Regions from separate parts of the Mus musculus genome. Here region 2 is linked to region 1. Evidence: chromatin loops called from intact Hi-C (ENCODE). Cell type or tissue: left cerebral cortex. All regions are shown on one strand. Each heading gives the region's core, and the rest is flanking DNA. Links, peaks and the distances in the headings are about the cores only. Region 1 overlaps Abhd8 (abhydrolase domain containing 8). Region 2 holds the start of Ankle1 (ankyrin repeat and LEM domain containing 1).

The links. Hi-C counts contacts between places; a loop is a spot of excess contacts. Peaks named below come from ENCODE experiments on the same cell type or tissue, not always from the same donor. Only the 100,000 strongest peaks of a DNase experiment are listed, where the experiment ranks them.
Region 2: it touches region 1 in a loop (3-fold over the local background); 2 of 42 quality-filtered maps call a loop at or near these places.

The regions. Positions count from the first base shown.
Region 1 is chr8:71,452,884-71,463,495 of GRCm38, forward strand. Abhd8 (abhydrolase domain containing 8) reads right to left here. Exons shown (of 5, transcript NM_022419.3): 1 at 10,583-10,612; 2 at 8,363-9,089; 3 at 5,495-5,665; 4 at 5,155-5,371; 5 at 3,817-4,494. The coding sequence starts at 10,592. The coding sequence ends at 4,300. Among named protein-coding and RNA genes, the nearest start is that of Abhd8, 5.5 kb to the right of the region's middle. In left cerebral cortex, for the core only: no CTCF peak of the experiment used is centred there; a DNase peak (open chromatin) is centred at 8,664; H3K4me3 peaks cover 803 bases.
Region 2 is chr8:71,401,231-71,409,230 of GRCm38, forward strand. Babam1 (BRISC and BRCA1 A complex member 1) reads left to right here. Exons shown (of 9, transcript NM_026636.2): 6 at 450-474; 7 at 1,516-1,645; 8 at 1,746-1,832; 9 at 2,965-3,542. The coding sequence ends at 3,168. Ankle1 (ankyrin repeat and LEM domain containing 1) reads left to right here and starts at 4,782. Exons shown (of 9, transcript NM_172756.3): 1 at 4,782-4,867; 2 at 4,957-5,109; 3 at 5,449-5,554; 4 at 5,632-5,743; 5 at 5,983-6,519; 6 at 6,641-6,812; 7 at 7,435-7,594; 8 at 7,692-7,821; 9 at 7,997-8,000. The coding sequence starts at 4,806. Gm39193 (a long non-coding RNA gene) reads right to left here and starts at 4,781. Exons shown (of 2, transcript XR_870504.2): 1 at 4,646-4,781; 2 at 4,118-4,489. In left cerebral cortex, for the core only: CTCF peaks have their summits at 4,800 (motif pointing right) and 5,613 (motif pointing left); DNase peaks (open chromatin) are centred at 4,049, 4,731 and 5,609; H3K4me3 peaks cover 1,047 bases; H3K27ac peaks cover 282 bases.

The DNA.
Region 1 (10,612 bases), core at 1,293-9,292:
CTTGAGGGGCTTGGAAAGCTGGTGGAATCTCTGCAGCTATGGGGGAGCTGCATGCTGGGCAAATCTTTGTAATGATGTCACTCAGGCTCCAGTGTATGACCCTACACCAGTGACCAATAAATTGGTTCTCAGGGGCAAACTCAGGTGGAATTGGACTTGGGTTTCCTGCTGGGGACTTTAGAAGGAGAGAGAGAGTACAGACTTTTTTTTTTTAAACCTCATCTCTCAGCAATCATGACAGTGGCCACATGGCTGCTGGAGCAGTCAACCAACAACCTCAGTCCATGTGTGCTACTCTCAGGGCCATGGTGGGTTTTCAGGGTGTCCACATGCTCACATGACAGACCTCATCTAGAAGGTACTACACCAACAACCACACACACACACACACACACACACACGGCCCACCAGGGTTCCTTCTGAGGATGTTACACTCTCAGTCATCTTCACAAGATGCATACACCCAGCACCATAGCAGGGAAGGCACCGCCTGCATGACCAGGGTGAAGTGCCCCTGCACATTCTCTGCCCCAGGAGCAGGTATCAAACGCCTGCAGTCTCTGCATAGCTCCCCTCCAGAATTCATCTTGCCTTTTTGTTGGTGCCTATTCAGATGCCAGTTGTGATTTTTCCTGTGGAGGCACAAACATCATCTTACCCCAGATAAGAAACTAGGGACAAAACAACTTTGTGAGTTCATCCAAGTTAAACTCAGAACCAGCGAGTTTACAAGGGTTATTCATAGGAGTGTGGATGGCATTGGGTTACTTCTATGGCAGAAATGATGGGAGGCACTGTGGAAATCCAACTTCAGCATGAGTGACAGCTCCCAAAAGCTGAACTCCTGCCCAGGCAGCCTGATGAGTCTTTACTAAATATGTAACTTTGGGGAGGAAGGGGTCACATGAATTCTGTAAATCTCAGGGACCTTTCTGAGATTTGTGAGTTGCTTACTTCCTTAGCTTTCACCAGCGTCTTTTTCCAGAATGGAAATGTTTAACTAGAAAAATATTGCTGAAGAGATGGCTCAGAGGTTAAGAGTACTCACTGTTTTTCCAGACGTTCAATTGCCAGCAACCACATGGTGGCTCACAACCATCTGTAATGGGATCCAATGCCCTCTTCTGGTGTGTCTGAAGACAGCAAGAGTGTTACTTGTGTACATTAAATTTAAAAAAAGAAAAGAAAGGAAGAAAAAAGAAAAAGAAAAATATTGTTGCACATTGGACCAAACCAGTGCCCACATCAAATATGTAACTGTAGCAAATCTTGTTCCTACCCCACCAGACTCATTAGAAAATCTGCACTCATGCCTCAAACTGTATCCATACTCAAACTCATCCCTGCATGCACATCGAATACACACTTTAAAGTGGACACCCAGGCTTTCACTCCTACTCCTCCAAACTTAAGTGTCCACACCCAATCCCCACCCACAACCTCGTGCCTGCATATCCTACCCCGCCATACTCTCACTCAGTGTCTCTCTCTCTCTCTCTCTCTCTCTCTCTCGCTCACTCACTCTTGCTCTCTTGCTCTCTCTCTCTCGCTCGCTCTTCTCGCTCTACTCTCTCTTGCTCTCTCGCTCTCGCTCTCTCGCTCTTCTCACTCTCGCTCTATGTGAGTGTGTGTTTCTCTCTCGTCCATTTCATCTCTTGGGCGGGGCACTCCACCTTTCCCACTTTAATTCCAGCACTCAGGTGGCAGAGGCAGGCAAATCTCTTGAGTTTGAGGTCAGGCTGATCTACACAGAGAAACCCTGTCTTGAAAACAACCTCTAGTTGTCTGTGCGTGATGGCACACATCTGCCATTCCAGCATAGAGGACACTGAACCAGGAAGAGCTTCATTCAGTTCCAGTCAGGAGAAATTTAACTTATACAGAACCTGAACCACAATAAAAGAGGGCAGGAGCTATGGCTCAGGGGTGGAGTCTCTGCCTAGAAATCTTCAGAATGAGGCAGGGGCGTGGTTCAGGGGGCGTGGTTCAGGAATAGGGATGCTGTCCTCATGGACTATTGCAGCTTGGTGTGTGGGTCCAGACGGCTCCGGAGACAGTGTTTATTTCCCTCATCAGGCCCTCTGTCCCAAAGCGATCATGATCCTGCATGCCCCAGCCTTCCCTCCCAGTCTGCCTCAGTATCCTCGGGCTTCCGCCACTCTGCCTCATTGTTTTTTGTTTGTTTGTTTGTTTTTGGTATTTTGAAATAGGGTTTCTCTGTGTAGCCCTGGCTGTCCTGAACTCACTCTGTAGACTAGGCTGGCCTAGAACTCAGAAATCTGCCTGCCTCTGCCTCCCAAGTGCTGGGATTAAAGGTGTGCACCACCACTGCCCGGCCCTGCCTCATTGTTTTAACTGCATGTGGGACAGTCTCTAGTGGGCCACATCCTTTTGTGGGTGGAGTCTCCTGTGAGCTCAGATCTGCTCTGTTCAGAAATACAGAATCAAACAGAAGGGGCTGCTGTAGTTGGCCAACTAATCTCTACTCGAATCGCCCGGCGATGCTGGGGTGTTCCTCACTATTCACCCCAATGTTCCAGGTTCCCGAATGAAATACACACAGACAGAGGGAGAGGGAGAAGGAGAGGGAGAGGGAGAGGGAGAGGGAGAGGGAGAGGGAGAGGGAGAGGGAGAGGGAGAGGGAGAGGGAGAGGGAAAGCCATATTTTTTAATGTTTTTTAACAGCTCAACGGCTGGGCTACTTCTTAGCCTCCGTGCGGCTAACACACTCTTTCAATATTCCTGACTCACCACTTACTAAAATCCTGGGCACCCCAGACCCAGACCTGTAGCCCTTCTGGGCCATGCCCCCGACTCTTACACAATGGTTCTGTGCTCTTCTGTACCTCTCACGTCTGGTTTTTACTACTTTCCTGGCATGGCAGCCCCTCCCCTGTCCCTTGCCCAAGAATCTTAAAAGTACTGCCTTTGTCTCCCTACCCAGCCATTTGCTGCTGGCAACTTTATTTACCAATAAAAACCAACTTGGGGCAAGGACCCTCAGTGTCTTATGTATGGACATGTGGATTCTCTTACAATATTCGGGTCCCAATTAACATAAATAGCATTAGACCAAATCCGAAACAAGGGGCTGCTCTGTGGCAAGGGTCTCTCTGCCTGATGTCACCATGATAATGGGCACATGGGCTGCAGCGCACCCTGCTTGTCCTCCTGCTGAGGGGACAAAGAGCTGCAGCTTCAGGACATGCAGAGCCAAGGCTGTGTGCTGAGAAAGTGATCAAGAAACCTGAGTAGCCAGAGGGGTTGGTGCATGACAGCTTGTCCAATTCTAGATTTAGCTGGCAGTGTGTGTGTGTGTGTGTGTGTGTGTGTGTGTGTGTGTGTGTGTGTGTGTGTGTGTGTGTGTGTTGTATGTGGTGCATTTGTGTTCATGACTGAGGATATCCCTCTCTCAGGTCAAGGGTGAACTTTGTGACAGATGGTGCTGTCATGGAGAATAAGGTCTAGGGTGGAGGAAAGCCAGCAGGGACAGCAGAAGCTACTCTAGAACATTCCACTGGCTGGCTGGGCCGGTGGTGGTGCCCACCTTTATCCCAGCACTCAGAAGGCAGAGGCAGGTGACTCTCTGAGTTGGGGGTCAGCCTGGTCTATAGAGTGAGTTCCAGGATAGCCAGGGCTACATAGAGAAACCCTGTCTGGGAGTAGGGGTGGGGAACCATTCCACTCTCACCTTGTTCTGGTCATACCAGGAGAGCAAACATGGAGAAGGGGAGAGACAGAGATTGTGCCAGACAGTGCTACTTGTCCATCATCTCAGCCCTCAAGATGCTGAGGCAGGAGAATCACAAATTGGAGGCCAGTTTGGATTGTCTTTTTTATTATTATTATTTTATTGACTTACAAGTTGCCATATGCGGGGATTTGTGGCTCCGACCCCTCCCTCCTTGGGTGCCTAGCTCCCAGTCCCAAGCAATGGGGATGGCGCGGTAGGGTCTCCCAGGACAGGATAGGAGCCCTTCCCCAGGATTCTCCTTAGGGCTTCCCAGTGCGGAATGGAGCACAGCGGAGGGGAAGACCGAGTGGGATGGCAGCCCGCGCGCTGCAGCTTCAGGGACTCGGGGAGGCAGGGAGGGGGCTCTGTACAAGGTCACACCCTTCGGTCGCGCGTGGAAAGGGCACCATAGCTGCCCTGGGCACTGAGTCTCCAACACTGACTGTGCCTGGTTCGCTCTGGGGCATGCCCAGGCCCCGCCCATCGGCATGAGGCCCCGCCCAGCCAGCCCACGCCCAGTCTAAGAGCCTCTACTACTCAAGATCCAGGAGTCCCTGCGCCGCTGGTCACTTCTCCTCCCCTGGAGCCGGCTCTGGCTGCAGCAGCTGTGGCTTGGGCTTTGGCTCGAGCTTTGGCTCAGCCTCGGGTTCTGGCTCCCACAGCAGGAACTCGTGTAACAGCGTGTTGACCGTTTCAGGACACTCCAGCATCACCATGTGGCTGCCTTCCTCGATGAGCTTGAGAAAGGCCAGCAGCAGGATCTACGGGCACACCGAGAAGTTCCTCCTGTTGTTTACCCTTCAGCCCCACCCAAGAGGATGCCAGGGATGACCTGTCACCCTTCTGGACCCTCTCCAGGTATTCTTAACTCAGCCAACACCCATTAAGCGCCTTATAATATGCCCGGGGTTGGACTTCTCAACCTCGGCTCTGCTGACTCTTGGGGTTGGCTCGTTGCTTGGGAGCATCAGCTGTGTTGTAGGGTGCTGGGCAGCCTCCTTGGTCAACCTCAGGAGTGGATGCTAGGGAAGTTCTCTGCCCTCCTCCCCTGCCCACGAATGATTCTAGATGTCTTCAAGATTTGCCCTTGGTGAGCATGCTCCTGCCTTTCCTGAACAGTCCTAAGAATCACAAAGCCACAGCCATTCAGATATCTTACCCAAAGGAAGCTACATGTCAAAGCCTGCCACTCAAAGACCCCGCCCACCCAGAGCTGTCAGAAAGCCACACCCACCGGGAAAGTTCACACCCACCCAGCCTTGCCCCCACTGGCTCCTTTCTGGAAAACCAAGCTTTCCCACAGGCCAAGCCTACTCAGAACCCATGCTGGCAGGATGGACCACATACACCCCTAAGTCACGCCCAGGCACAGGCACAAGGAGTGTGTATCGGGAGTGGTGTTCTAGAGCCACAGATCCTACCTCAGCCATGCGTTGGTCCTCTTCCACTGGCACAAATTTGTCGTGCATGCCGTGCACTAGCAGCACGGGTACCGTCAGCTCCGCGTGGTAGACCTCGTCGCCTTCAGGCCAATACTGGCCACTCATCATGGCCCGCAGCACGAAGGAGGACACATTGAACGCATTGCCCTCCTTCAGCAGCTGCTTTTCTTTGGCCCCTTGGCGGGCAAAGCCGGCCCTGGGATGCGAAGATGTCATTTGAGCCTGACCACTATGGGACACACCCCAGAGCCAGCCCCTACAGATCAGTAATGCAAGGTCACCCCTCCCCATGCCCAGATCCCAGGGCCAGAGATCTTACTTGAGGAAACTCCAGGCCAGGCAAGGTGACAGGCAGTGCAGGACACATGTGGGCATGTTGAAGATGGAGCATAGGCTGGGCTCCAGTGCCGTGGGGCCCCCACCGTTGATCATGATCACTTTGTGTACAAGATCTGGGTACTCGTGGGCCAGGAAAGTACAGAAGGAGACACTGGGGGCAGGGATGGAAGAATCCGAGTAAGCAGGACACAGACAGTGCTTTCCTCCCACCCTGATCACTAGGCAGGCCCTCAGACAACAATTTCCTGTGTACTCATGGAGGGGAACCCAGCTGGCTGACCGAGGGGTGTCCCTCCAGGAGCAGGTGTGCAGTGCTGAGGATGGAGGGAGGGAGCCCGTGGCTTTGTTCACACTGGGCATGCCCGGCCCTTTGGTCTTGAGGCAAGCTCTTAGCAAGCCCATGACAGCCTCTGCATAGCCAGAGCTCATATCCACCCTCAAGTGCTAGGGTTACAGCATACACACCCTGTAAGTTTTGGGGTAGTTCTTGTTAGAAAGAGGATCTCTCGCTTTAGCTTTGACCAGCTTGGAAATTGCTGTGTAGATCAGGCTGGACTAGAACTTCCAGAGATGTGCCTGCCTCCCAGGTATGCTTCTGTGTGACTTCTGGCATGGCTGTGACCACTAACACGGTGACCTTGGCTGTCTTGTTACTTTGCTGTGTGGGAATGTGCTCCCTTGAGTGGATGCTTGGTAACCTGCAGACAGCACTGTCCCATCTGAGACTCACCTATGGTGGCCATACCTTTCTAAACAGTATCTAGGGAGTGCTATCCACCCTTATGGCGGCAGCTAGACTCTGGAATCTCCTCAGGGGTTCTCCACTGGGAGTGCTTCCGCCCAGCATCTGAAGACAGGACGTCATGGCTGCCTTTGTGGGCACGGAAGGCACTCATGGCTACAATCCCTTAGAAGATGTACTCACTGGGTACCAGGTAACTACACAGAGAACTACCTACCCCCTCCCCCTTTCTAAAACAGTCTCACTCACTCAATGTATAGTCCTCGCTGGAATGGACTTCATGGAAATCCTCCTGCCCCAGTTCCCGGAGCACTGGATTTACAGGCATGTCCAACCCCATGTGGCTTTTATTTTTGTTTTTGTTAAGACACCAAGTCTCAGTGCTCTGCTGTCCAAGCTGACCTTGAAATTCCAGGGTCAGGGGCTTGCCCTGCTCACCTACATCACCTGGTTAATAGCTTGAAGGCTCCAAATAGAAGGGGTGGAAGAGGAATGGGCCTGACCATTAGACCACACCCCCCACACACACACATTACACACACATACATCCACACACACACACATACACACACACAGAGTATGTAATGTTGTCCCACAGTAACCCATAGGTTGGCTGATTATTACATGTTTGTAAAAAATAAACATTTTTTCAGACAGGCTGTGTTATATAGCCCAGGACAAGCTTGAGAGCATAGCAATGAATGCCCCTGCCTCACTCTCTGAAGTGCTGAAATTACAGGCATGACCTACCATCACCAGCTTTTAAAATTTACTTTTTAGGCTGGGCATGGCAGCCCACACCTTTTATCCCATCACTCAGGAAGCAGAGGCAGGTGGATCGCTGTGAGTTCTAGGTCACCATGTGAGTTCCAGGACAGCCAGGGCTATGTAGACAGACCTGTCTTAAAAGTAAAAACAACCTGCCTGATCTACAGAGTGAGCTCCAGGTCAGCCAGGGCTACACAGAGAAACCCTGTCTCGAAAAACAAAACATAATCCCAGTACTTGGGAGGCAGAGGCAGGCGGATTTCTGAGTTCAAGGCCAGCCTGGTCTACAAAGTGAGTTCCAGGACAGCCAGGGCTACACAGAGAAACCCTGTCTTGAAAAACCGAAAAAAAAAAAAAGTAAAAACAAAAACAAAATTAATTTTAAATGTTTAAGGATAGAAAATATTCTGTTTATTGACTTTTTTTTTGAGATGCAAGGGATTGAAGCCAGGCCTTGTGCATACCAGGTACACATCTCTACCCCCGAGAGATTTCCCAGCTTCGGTGTTGAGGGATGTGGGTCCTCATGTATGTTAAACTTGTCTGGGAGCTGTGTAGCTGAGAGTGACCATTACATCTGATTCTGTCTCTGCCTCCCAAGGGTGGGGCGGTAGATGAGGGCTGCCATGCCTGGCTTTCAATGCTGTTTATTGATTTTTGAGACAAAGTCTCATCCTATAGCTCTGACTGGTCTTAAATTCATAGCAATCCTCCTGCCTTGGTCTTGGAAGTTCTGGGGTATCATGCCCATACCCTGTAGTTTGTTTTTTGGTTGTTGCTGTAGTTGTTGTAGTTGTTGTTGTTTTTAACATAGGTTTTTGCTATAAGTGTAGCCCTGGTTTGGAAACGACTTCATAGCCGGGGCCCGCCTTACATTTTGAGCTATCTTCCAATGTCAGCCTCCTAAGTATGGTGATGACACACTTGCTACCACAGGTGACCAGATACTAATGACTAGGTCAGAGCTCTAGTGTCAAGCTACTCCCAGCCCCTCACTGAAGGATTCTAGGCAGGGCTCCACACTGAGCCACGCCTCCTGTCCTTCACTAAAGGATTCTAGGCAAGGTTTCACCCTGACTATGCCTCCAGCTCCCTCAGTGGGGCTTTGAGCCACACGCCCAGCCCAATCTCATTTTCCAAGTAAAGAAGTTGTTGCGTGGGGTAGCATAGAAGGCTTTTATTCTAGTCTTTGGGATGTAAATGCAGGAGGACCAGGTGTTCAAGTTCAGCCTCAGCTACATAATGATTTTTGAGGCTAGCCTGGGGTACACAAAGCCCTGTCTCAACCTAGCTCCAGGGGGAAGGGAATGGTTTGTGAGCATCCCACTCGGATCTTACCCGTAAGAATGGCCGATGAGCACATTGCGCTTCTTGGCATAGCGTGTGAAGATGGCCCTCATATCCTCTGCCAATGCGTAAAAGGTGTAGGCAGCTGCCACCTGCGGCGCAGAGCTGGCTCCATGGCCCGCCAGGTCAGGTGCCACCACCTCATAGCCGAGTCGCACAAAGAAGTCTAGCTGCTCCTTCCAGATGGCGAGTGAGCCACCGACTCCGTGAATGAAGAACAGCACCACATCAGCCTGCGCACCCTTGCAGCTGGTGATGCGCTGCTCACAGTCGATGTGGATGGTCCTCTTCGGACGCCGTGGGCGGCGCCGTCGCCCGCTGCCTGGGTTGGCCCGGGTGTCTCCTCCTGCGGGCTCAGCCAGCTCAACCTCGAGTGCAGCAGGCGGGTCCCCGGAGCCACTGCGGCCTTGCAGGTCGGCACGAGGCGCTCGGCCCAGGTTCTCCACCACCAGCCTCCCGTTGCGGTACACTGTGATACGGCGCTGGCAGCGCACAAGGCCCGTCTTGACCCCTGGATCATCTTCAGGAGGTGGTGGTGGCGGCGTGGGGATGGGCGCGGGCCCCGCATGCTTTACCCGCAGCACCCGGCCTGGCTTGACCTCCACGAATGTGTAGCCGTCACTGGACTCGACACTCTCCAGTGGCCGCACGGCGTTAGGGGGAGTCCCCAGCAGGCAGCAGAAAAAGCCATCTGTCACCCCAGTCAGCATGGTGTGTTCTGGAGAGAGGAACAGTGGCTAGCTCAGTGTTGGTGGCTCTGGTCTTGCATCGGGTAAGCAGGACCTGGAAGCCCCTTCCAGGTTTCCCCAGACACCCCAATGCCAGACAAGTTCTCAGGGTGTCCCTTAGTACAATACTGAAGAGAGCATGGGGGAGGGGGGCTTCCAGAAGGAGAAAACATTAAAGCAAGAGCCCATTGCAAGGAGACCCTTGCCCCACCAGCTGGAGTTTATCATTTATTCACAAATCCGTATCTTTATGTACAAATTCATCCACACACTGATTTATGCAAGCATGGATGCAAGCTGGTTTGCATGCTTACTTTTGAGAAAGAAACTCATGTAGCCCAGGCTGGCTTGGAAATCCTCATGCTGCCCAGACTGACCTTGCTCTGCCTTCCACCTCCGGAGTTGTAGCAGGTTGAGCATACAGGTGTTCCTAAGACCAAAGGGAACCTCGAACTCCCACAGTCCTCCTGCCTCTACCTTCCCAAGTGTTGGGGTGACAGATGTGCATCAACATGATGCCATTGGTTTGTTTTTGAAACAAGGTCTCATTCTGTCGTCCTGGGCTGTACACTGGTCTCAAACTCCTTGCAATCCTCCTGCCTCCACCTCTGCCAGTACTAGAATGACTAGTGTGAACCCCGATCACTGCCAACCTTTTACACGGGGTTTCATTCTGTAGTCCATGCTGGCCTCAACCTTGTGCCCAAGCTCCTGGGTGGTGAGATGACAGCCCATAAAGCCTGGCTCTTATTCTAAAATGTCAAAGTTCTTAGCTCAGGCCTCTAGTGTTAATCTGACTAGTGACGAATGAGGCGGGGGAAGGATGTTGGCCACTAGAACTCGGGTTGTATCCGGCTCCAGGTTCAGAAGAGAGCTAGAGCTGACTTGCACAGTATCGAGAACTGATGGAGGTTGCTGCCCTCAGCATCCTGTGTTCAAAGGGTACACAACCCTAGTGGCAGCCAGGAAGATAAAGGCAGAACCTGACTGGGGGCTCTGGGCCTCCATCCGGTTCCCTTGGCCACCCCCCCCGGTGTCCATGACAACCACAGGCGGTTACATAACTCCAGGGGATACCGGAGCAGCACACCCCCATTGTCTGAGGCATAGGGATGGGGCCAGCTTCGTTTTTCCATCACGGCCTGGGCGCCGCTGGAGTGATGGTCATTAAATACCCCGCTCGTGATAGCCCCGGATGCACTTGAGGGGAAAGCAGGCCTTGCTCCTCATTTCTAAGGCTGTGGAACCCCGACTGTGGCGGCTTCTCTAAAGCGCAGCGCCAGTCCTGTTTCCCAGCCCGACCCGCTTTTCCCTGGAGTTCGTCACCCCCGCGGTGGGGTCAAGGCTACCGGGGTTCCGCAGCATCCTAGCAGTACGAATGCGGAGCTTGGCGGTTATCCACCCCCGGCAGCGACACCCCCCACCCCTCAGTGGAGGCCTGGCAGCCTGGTGACTCCTCTCTCGGGGAACAGAGCCAGCTCACCTGAGGTCATCGAGGGGCCCGGGGCCCGAG
Region 2 (8,000 bases), core at 1-8,000, 53 kb before region 1:
CTCCTCCATACCCTGACCATCTGAGTTAAGAAAGCAGAGATGTGGGCCAGGCGTGGTGGCGCACACCTTTAATCCCAGCACTCGGGAGGCAGAGGCAGGAGGATTTCTGAGTTCCAGGCCAGCCTGGTCTACAAAATGAGGTCCAGGACAGCCAGGGCTATACAGAGAAACCCTGTCTCGAAAAACCAAAAAAAAAAAAAAAAAAAAAAAAAAAAAAAACAGAGATGTGGCAGGACAGTGGAACCCCAGAGGGCCTCCAGGGGGCTAAGGCCAGCATCCCACATTGTGGTGTGTGAAAGGAAGCAGGCTTAGAGAGGTGCAGGTTGGGGTGAGGTCACACCTCACCTGTACTCAGAGGCCTGTATTCAGAGGTGCCCACCATCTTCCCAGGTCTAGGTCAGGGAATCCCCTGCCTCCAAGCCAGCACCTTGTCCTTAACATCCTCCCAGATTTGGAAGGCCTCTTCAGCCTCATGTGAGTGCCCATCCACCCACAGTGGGCATGGCCCTGGGTCCCTTCCCCACCAAGGTGCTGACAGCTGCCTAAGGCCACCCAGGGGGCAAGACTTCAACATGTCTAGCAGGGAAGCTTGAATTTGGTTTTTTTTTTTTTTTTTTAAAGATTTATTTATTCATTATATGTAAGTACACTGTAGCTGTCTTCAGACACTCCAGAAGAGGGCATCAGATCTTATTACCAATGGTTGTGAGCCATCATGTGGTTGCTGGGATTTGAACTCAGGATGTTCAGAAGAACAGTCAATGTTCTTACCCACTGAAGCCATCTCTCCAGCTCTTGTTTTTGTTTTTTTAAAGATTTGTTTTATTGCTGGGCAGTGGTGGCGCATGCCTTTAATCCCAGCACTTGAGAGGCAGAGGTGGTGAATTTCTGAGTTCGAGGCCAGCCTGGTCTACAGAGTGAGTTCCAGGACAGCCAGGGCTACACAGAGAAACCCTATCTTGGGAAAAAAAAAAACAAAACAAAAAGGAGATTTATTTATTTATTTATTTATTTTACGTAAGTACACTGTCGCTGTCTCAGACACACCAGAAGAGGACATCAGATCCCATTACAGATGGTTGTGAGCCACCATGTGGTTGCTGGGATTTGAACTCACCTCTAGAAGAGCAGCCAAGTGCTCTTAACCACTGAGCCATCTCTCCTGCCCCTTGAATTTCTTTTTCTTTTGAGAATACTTTTCATTGTGCATTTCCTGTGCGTGTGTCATGATGCATGTGTGGAGGTCAGGGGTCATTTGTGAGAACCCCCTGCTCCTGCTTCCTGCCCTCACAGCTCAGGTCTCCAGGCTTGGCTGCAGGCTCCTGCAGCCCCATTTCCCCCGCCCTGGCTTCTATTTAACATGTAGCGCCCCTAGGATCTGGGCCTGAGGCACTTGGCTGAGATGGGGGCACTAAGTCACATACAGACCCTCACGTCCGCAGCTCTAGCTGCTGGGAGGGGGGGTCTGGGTCAGGGTGGATTGCAGCTGGGTACCGAGCCCTCCCCATTCTGTAGCCAGCAGAAGACCGAGCTGCCAGTCACAGAGAATGTGCAAACCATCCCACCCCCCTATGTTGTGCGCACCATCCTGGTCTACAGCCGCCCACCCTGCCAGCCCCAGTTTTCCCTGACTGAGCCCATGAAGGTGAGCCTGGAGGGAAGGGAGGGCAGTGGTTAGACACCAAAGGGTCAGGATTGCAGAGGCTGTGGAGAGAACTCACCCACCTACCTCTCATTCACTGCAGAAGATGTTCCAGTGTCCCTACTTCTTCTTCGACATCGTTTATATCCACAATGGCACTGAGGAGAAGGAAGAGGATATGAGCTGGAAGGTGAGATGTCACCACAGAGAATGGAGGGGACATCTCGGGACATCTGACTTGGGCCTGCCTCTCCCTGCCATTGATCCAGTCCTTCAGTCATTAACCATTCCCTACATTTCCACTTTGAGCTGGTGATTGGGACTTGGGAGGCCGCTGCTCTGGCAGCCCAGGGAGCAGGCTCAGCCCCGCCACACCATCCCTAGCACTCCGCCCTATTCCTGACATTCCCCAGCTGTATCCTCCCCTCTCAACCCCTCCCAAGTTGTCTCTTCACCTATGAACTTGCTGTGTGATCTTGAGTAGGAGGGATCGAAAGTCTGTGAAGTCGAGTTTACATGACTGAGGCATGGGTCAGATAAAGGCACTTGCAGACAAGCTGAGGACCTGAGTTTAAAACCAGGACTGGCATGATGGGAGGAGGGGACTGACTCCCAAAGACTGTACTCTGACCTCCACACCTACTAAGCCCAGGCAGGTGCACACACTGACTCTAGCCCTTCACCTTGAGGGAAACACCTGAAAGGCGGAGGCTGGGATTGTGATATGAGGGTGTCCCATCTGGTTTGGTCTCACAGTGTTTGCACAGGGAGGAGCCTAGTGCATCTGCTCAGTTTTAGGGACTTGGGAAGCTGTTTGGAGCTGTTTACCTTCCTGCTTCAGGGGCTTTCCTCCAGGATGGACTGTTTCAGTCTCAGGGGAAACTGATACACAAGAGGCTAGCCTGGGTTACAGAAACACCAACCCAGAGAAGAGTCCTCCTGTGGGGAGCTGCCCTTGGCCTCCCTTCTGGCTCTGGCTTGAAGCAGGGTCTCTGGTTGTACCCCAGCTGCCCTGGTTGGTCTCTGGCTTCAGGATCCTTCCATCCTGCATTGGGAGTGCCTCTGGCTTAAATGTGCCCTGCTGCATTGAGCTTTCTGAGGTAGTTTTGTGTCCACTGAGCTGCCTCCAAGCCACACACTGCGCTTATAGAATGCTGGGAACTGTTGCTGACTGCAATAGTTTGTGGCCACTCTAGATGTCACTTCCTCTGGGAAGGCCTCCAGGGACAGGGAGGGCCTGTAAGGACTAATGATCATCCTGAACAGCCCGCAGTGCCTCCCACACTGATGATCACCCTAACCAGTCCGCACTGCCTCCACAGGACATGTTTGCCTTCATGGGTAGCCTGGACACCAAGGGCGCCAGCTACAAGTATGAGGTAGCACTTGCTGGTCCTGCCCTGGAGCTGCACAATTGCATGGCCAAGTTGCTGGCCCACCCGCTGCAAAGACCCTGCCAGACCCACGCGAGCTACAGCCTGCTGGAGGAGGACGAGGAGGCTGGAGAAGAGGAAGCCACTGTGTGAACTATGACATGTGACATCTCCGCACCCTCCTATGAGGAGAGCGCAGGCACACTATTATTGGCCCATGCTCAATCCCACTCTGTCCACTGTAAATTCATTCTTCCTGGGACTATTTTTGTCACCGGAATAAAAATCTGAGGTCCCTGAGCCCACCCTTGGTGTCACTTTGGGCTCACTGAGACCTGTTATTAATGTCACAGAAAACAGGCACTAAACAAAGCAGTGGTGTATGGCTTCAGGCTCAGCTGTATCCGAGTAACCCACAGGCTGGTGTTCACTGCGCTTTCCAAACTCCTCTTCATCCTACAGAACCCACTCCAGATGTTCTTTTATCCAGAAAGTCCTCCAGAAACAGGGAAGATCTATTGAAAGTGGAACTGGTATGGCTGTCATATTTGGGACCTCCTAGATACACAAAAGTCCCAGCTCCAAGTGGGAAGTGGGTTCTGATGACACCTGTCACCCCCAATCTCAGTATCCTGATCTGATTGAACTTGTGTAGCCATGTGGTCTCGCCATGAGCAATCACTGCCTAGGGTTTGGAACCCTGATGTCCTAGGCAAGGATGGGGACATAGGGTGTGCGCCCTAGAAGAGGAAGGGAAACCCAGGAACCCCCCAGCCCCAGGTCAGACCAGAGGTTCAACCTGTCCACCTTCTCCATTTATAGAAAACAAAATGGCAGTGGGTGGGAGTTGGGCTCACCTTGATACAGGCGGCTGAGACATGAGGAGGCCAGTTCTAGGTTAGCAGGGCCCGCATTGGGAAGCACTGGATCAAACGGTGCATAAAAAATAGGCCAGGAGCCTATGATGACTCAGCCATTTAGAGCACAAGCTGTTCTTGCGGAACACCCGGGTTCAGCTCCCACACGGGGTCTCACAAGTCCACTTTCCGGGGATTCGATGCCCCATTTCTGGTCATGCAAGCAAAACACCCACACACTTTAGTTAATTTAAAAAGTAGGTCAGCTTGATTTTCTGGCCTTTGCATTTATTGGGCACTTAGTGTTGAGCCCTGTACTCCCATTTGCAAATAAGGAAAATGAAGCTCTTTATATTTTTTAATTAATTAATGTGTATGTGCACACGTGCGTGTGCTTGTGCAGGCTCCCGGCCCAGGCACACGTGTCGAAGTCCGCCTGTTCCTTCTTTCCAATGTGTGGGTTCTGGGTATCGAACCCAGGTCACTAGACTTGGCAGCAAGCATCTTGACCAGCTGTGCCGTCTCGCTGGTCCTCTCAAAGCTCTACTCCACAGAGCTACAGCCAACTCAGCTGTGCCATGCTGTTCCTCGGGAGTCTGATCCCAGCACTCGGTTGGCTGAGACAGGAGAATGACTGTAAGTTTTTGAATACCTTGAGGTCCGTCAGGGGTATCCAGGAGTTTGTTTTGTTAAAGACAAAGAGAGGCCCCGCTCTTTATCCCCAGCTCCCCTGGAATTTGCTGTAATTCTCCTGGCATCCCAGATGTACGCACCAAACCCTGGAGTCCCTCTGGCTTGCTCCGGACGTAGGGTGCAGCTAGTCAATCCCGATCGGCGTGGGGCGGGGCCAGAAGCAGAGGTGGGCGTGGCTGCGCGTGCGTAGACAGTTGCCGCGCGAATTTGAACTGCAGAGGGCGGTGACTCCTATGGGACATGGCCGATACTGCATGCTTGGCTCTGAGGCTGCTAGCAGCACTACGCGAGGAGGAGGCGCGGTGAGGGCGGCCGGGTCCGGGTGCTACCCGACCTTCTGCTCCCCGGGTGGTCAGGAGGTCTGAGGTCTACTGTGCTCGTCCTCCTGCAGGGCTGTGGAGGAGCTGCTGCGCCTCGGAGCGGACCCCAACCTGGTGTTGGACGATGGCGCTGCGGCGGTGCACCTGGCAGCCAGAGCGAGCCACCCGCGCGCCCTGCATTGCCTTCGGATGCTGCTGCGCTGGGGAGCGGATCCCAATGCTCGGTGAGGCGCGGCCCGGGTCCCTGGGTGCGGTAGGCGTGACTTGGGACAGCGGCACTGGACGTCAGGCTCCGGGTCCGAGGCGTCAGTCAGGTCTAAGATGGAAATGTCTGCTTCCAAGGTCGGGTACAAGGTGTCCCATAACTGTCATCTGGCACTCTGGGAGACTGAGGCAAGAGGATGACCGTGAATTAGAGTCTCACATGGTAGTGGGCACCGGTCATCCCAGCACGGGGAACTGAGGCAGGAGGAGCAGGAGTTCATGGCTAGCCTGGGCTATGCGAGACTGCCTAGGAAAGGAACCAACGCCGCACACCTCTCCTCTGTCTTTGGGGATCCCAGGTCCGCGGAGGGGCTGACGCCTGTGCATGTGGCTGCCGCGTGGGGCTGTTGTGGTGCTCTGGAGTTGCTGCTGAGCCGAGGAGGTGACCCCACACTGCGGGACCAGGTCAGTACCCCGCGCAGGCACACATGGGTGGCAGGAGGGTGGGTTAAGGACGCCCCCTGCTGACGGTGACTGCACAGGATGGGCTCAGGCCCTTGGACTGGGCACTACAGCAGCGACACCACAACTGCGCACGAGTGCTGCAGGAGCTGGACACGCCCACCCAGCCTGATGAGACCCGAGAACCCACAGGTGAGAGGAACTGAGGGGGTGTACCGGGCTACCACACTGCCCGGCCCAGTTCTGTTTGTACATCTATCGTGTCAATCACTATCCATGGTCTATCTTATCGGTCACATAACTATCATGCCAATTACCTACCTGTCAGTCATCTCGCACCTATATCATTTATCATGTCTATATCATACCTGTTTATATCTGTGTTATATCTGATTACTTATTTATCCATACATTTATACATCTATATGCAGAGACGTTTCATGTAGCCCAGGGTAGCTTTGAAACTGAAACATGCCAAGGACCTGCCTTAGCAGAGTCTTCTGGAGTTTCTCAAGATTCGGAGTTGCACGTGCATAGAGCTGAGCTGGAGGTGGAGGCTGTAGAGGTGGCTGTGCATCCCCAGAGCTCTGAGGCCACCGAGAACTCAGACTACAGCAGCGATGCTTCGTTTGTCACTGCAGTGGAGGACTCTCTGCAGCCCGGGCGCCCTGGGGGGGCATTGGAGCTAGTGGCTGGCTTGTGGGTAACCCGTGGGGCTGTGTCAGCTGGGAAGGGAGCACCCAACTGCCAGCCGCAGGTCCTGACATTGACTGCAAGGGACACGGACAAACCCGTACTGCCTGGTGATGGGGATCTGGGGGCTTTGCACCCCCACAGTTCGGTGCCCCCCATGTCGGATCTGCAGCTCCTCCAGGCCCTGCGGGCGCTGGGCTATAGCCCTGGACCCGTCACACCTTTCACCAGAGGACACTATCTACGGCGGCTGCAGGAAGCCCAGGCTAGCCGTGGTGAGTCCTTAGGTGGTGGTATTCAGAGTCTGGCTACACTCCAGGAATCCTGCCTTGGCTGTTAGATAAACCACCCTCACCAGCTTTTGTCCTCCACCCTGAATCCGTTTCCCCTCCCCAGCTGATGTAGGGCATAGCCAAGAACTGGCGGAGGCACTAAGGACAGGCACCATCCCTGACTGCCAGGTGGATGAGGAAGCCCTGGCTCAGTGCTTTCAGCGGCTGGATCCCTTGAAGAAGTGGCGGGAAGGCATTACAAAGTCTAGTTTTACGTATCTACTTCTCGACCCCAGGTATGGTGACAGAAAAGCCAGGGGCTGAAATTAGAGGATGACTGTGCAGAGCAAAACTCCGCTCTGCAAGTTCCTTTCTGGTTGGGTAGGGGAAGGGCTACCCCTTGCTGATAGTTTCTGCCTCCATCTCATGGTTTATAAGATCAGACTGTGATCTCAGGTCAGGGTTGTAACATCAAACTCAAAACAACAAAACAAAAAACCCCCAACAAACAGTAGGAATTTGCTCTTGATTCACTGTGTGTACCTAGGGAAGGGATTAGTCTTCTCTGTTTGCCACCTCCTTTAGAAATGGTGTCTGGGGCCGGGCAGTGGTGGCGCATGCCTTTAATCCCAGCACTTGGGAGGCAGAGGCAGGCAGATTTCTGAGTTCGAGGCCAGCCTGGTGTCTGGGGTCAGTTCTAGCTGTGAGTACCCATTTTATGGTGTCCTGGAAGTGGGTACAGTGGCCATTCTCCCTGTCTGCCATCATCACCCCTCCTTTTCACACTGTATGTTCTGTGCATGTGACTGTGTGCATGTGCTCACACACTGTGGTGCTCATGTAGAGGTCAGAGGACAGCTCGTGGAAGTCTGTTCTCTTCTGTCATGTGGGTCCCACATGGGCTACTCTGTACCCCAGGCTGACGAAGGACCTGCCGGCCCGAGCCTCTTCCCTCACACTGGCTGAGTGTCTGCAATGTTTCGTGAGAGCCATCTTCTATGTGGGCAAGGGAACCCGAGCCCGACCAGATGCCCACCTCTGGGAAGCCTTTGGCTACCATGACCAGCCAAGGAAACAGGTGGGGCATGAGAGACAGGGTTGGGGTGCATCAGCCACCCTTCAGGCCTGGGAGGAAGATAGCTTAGGATCCCAGCTGATCCTCTACTATCCCCCAGGTCTGTCCCAAGGTTCGCCGGATCTTAGACATCTGGGCTAGTGGCCGGGGCATCATCTCTCTGCACTGCTTCCAGCATGTGGTGGCCATGGAAGCGTACACTCGGGAAGCCTGTCTGTTGGATGCCCTAGGTAGGGGTCTGGCTTGTAGAGGTCACATGAAAGGTATCCGAGCTATGAATCCCTTTGCTCTCTCCCTCGCTGTCCACTCATGAACTCATTCACATGTACAGTTACCAAGTACCAAATGTGCTGTTGGATTGGGTGGGGCGGAGGTCACTCCTGTTACCTCACCTCTTTTGACCAGGTCT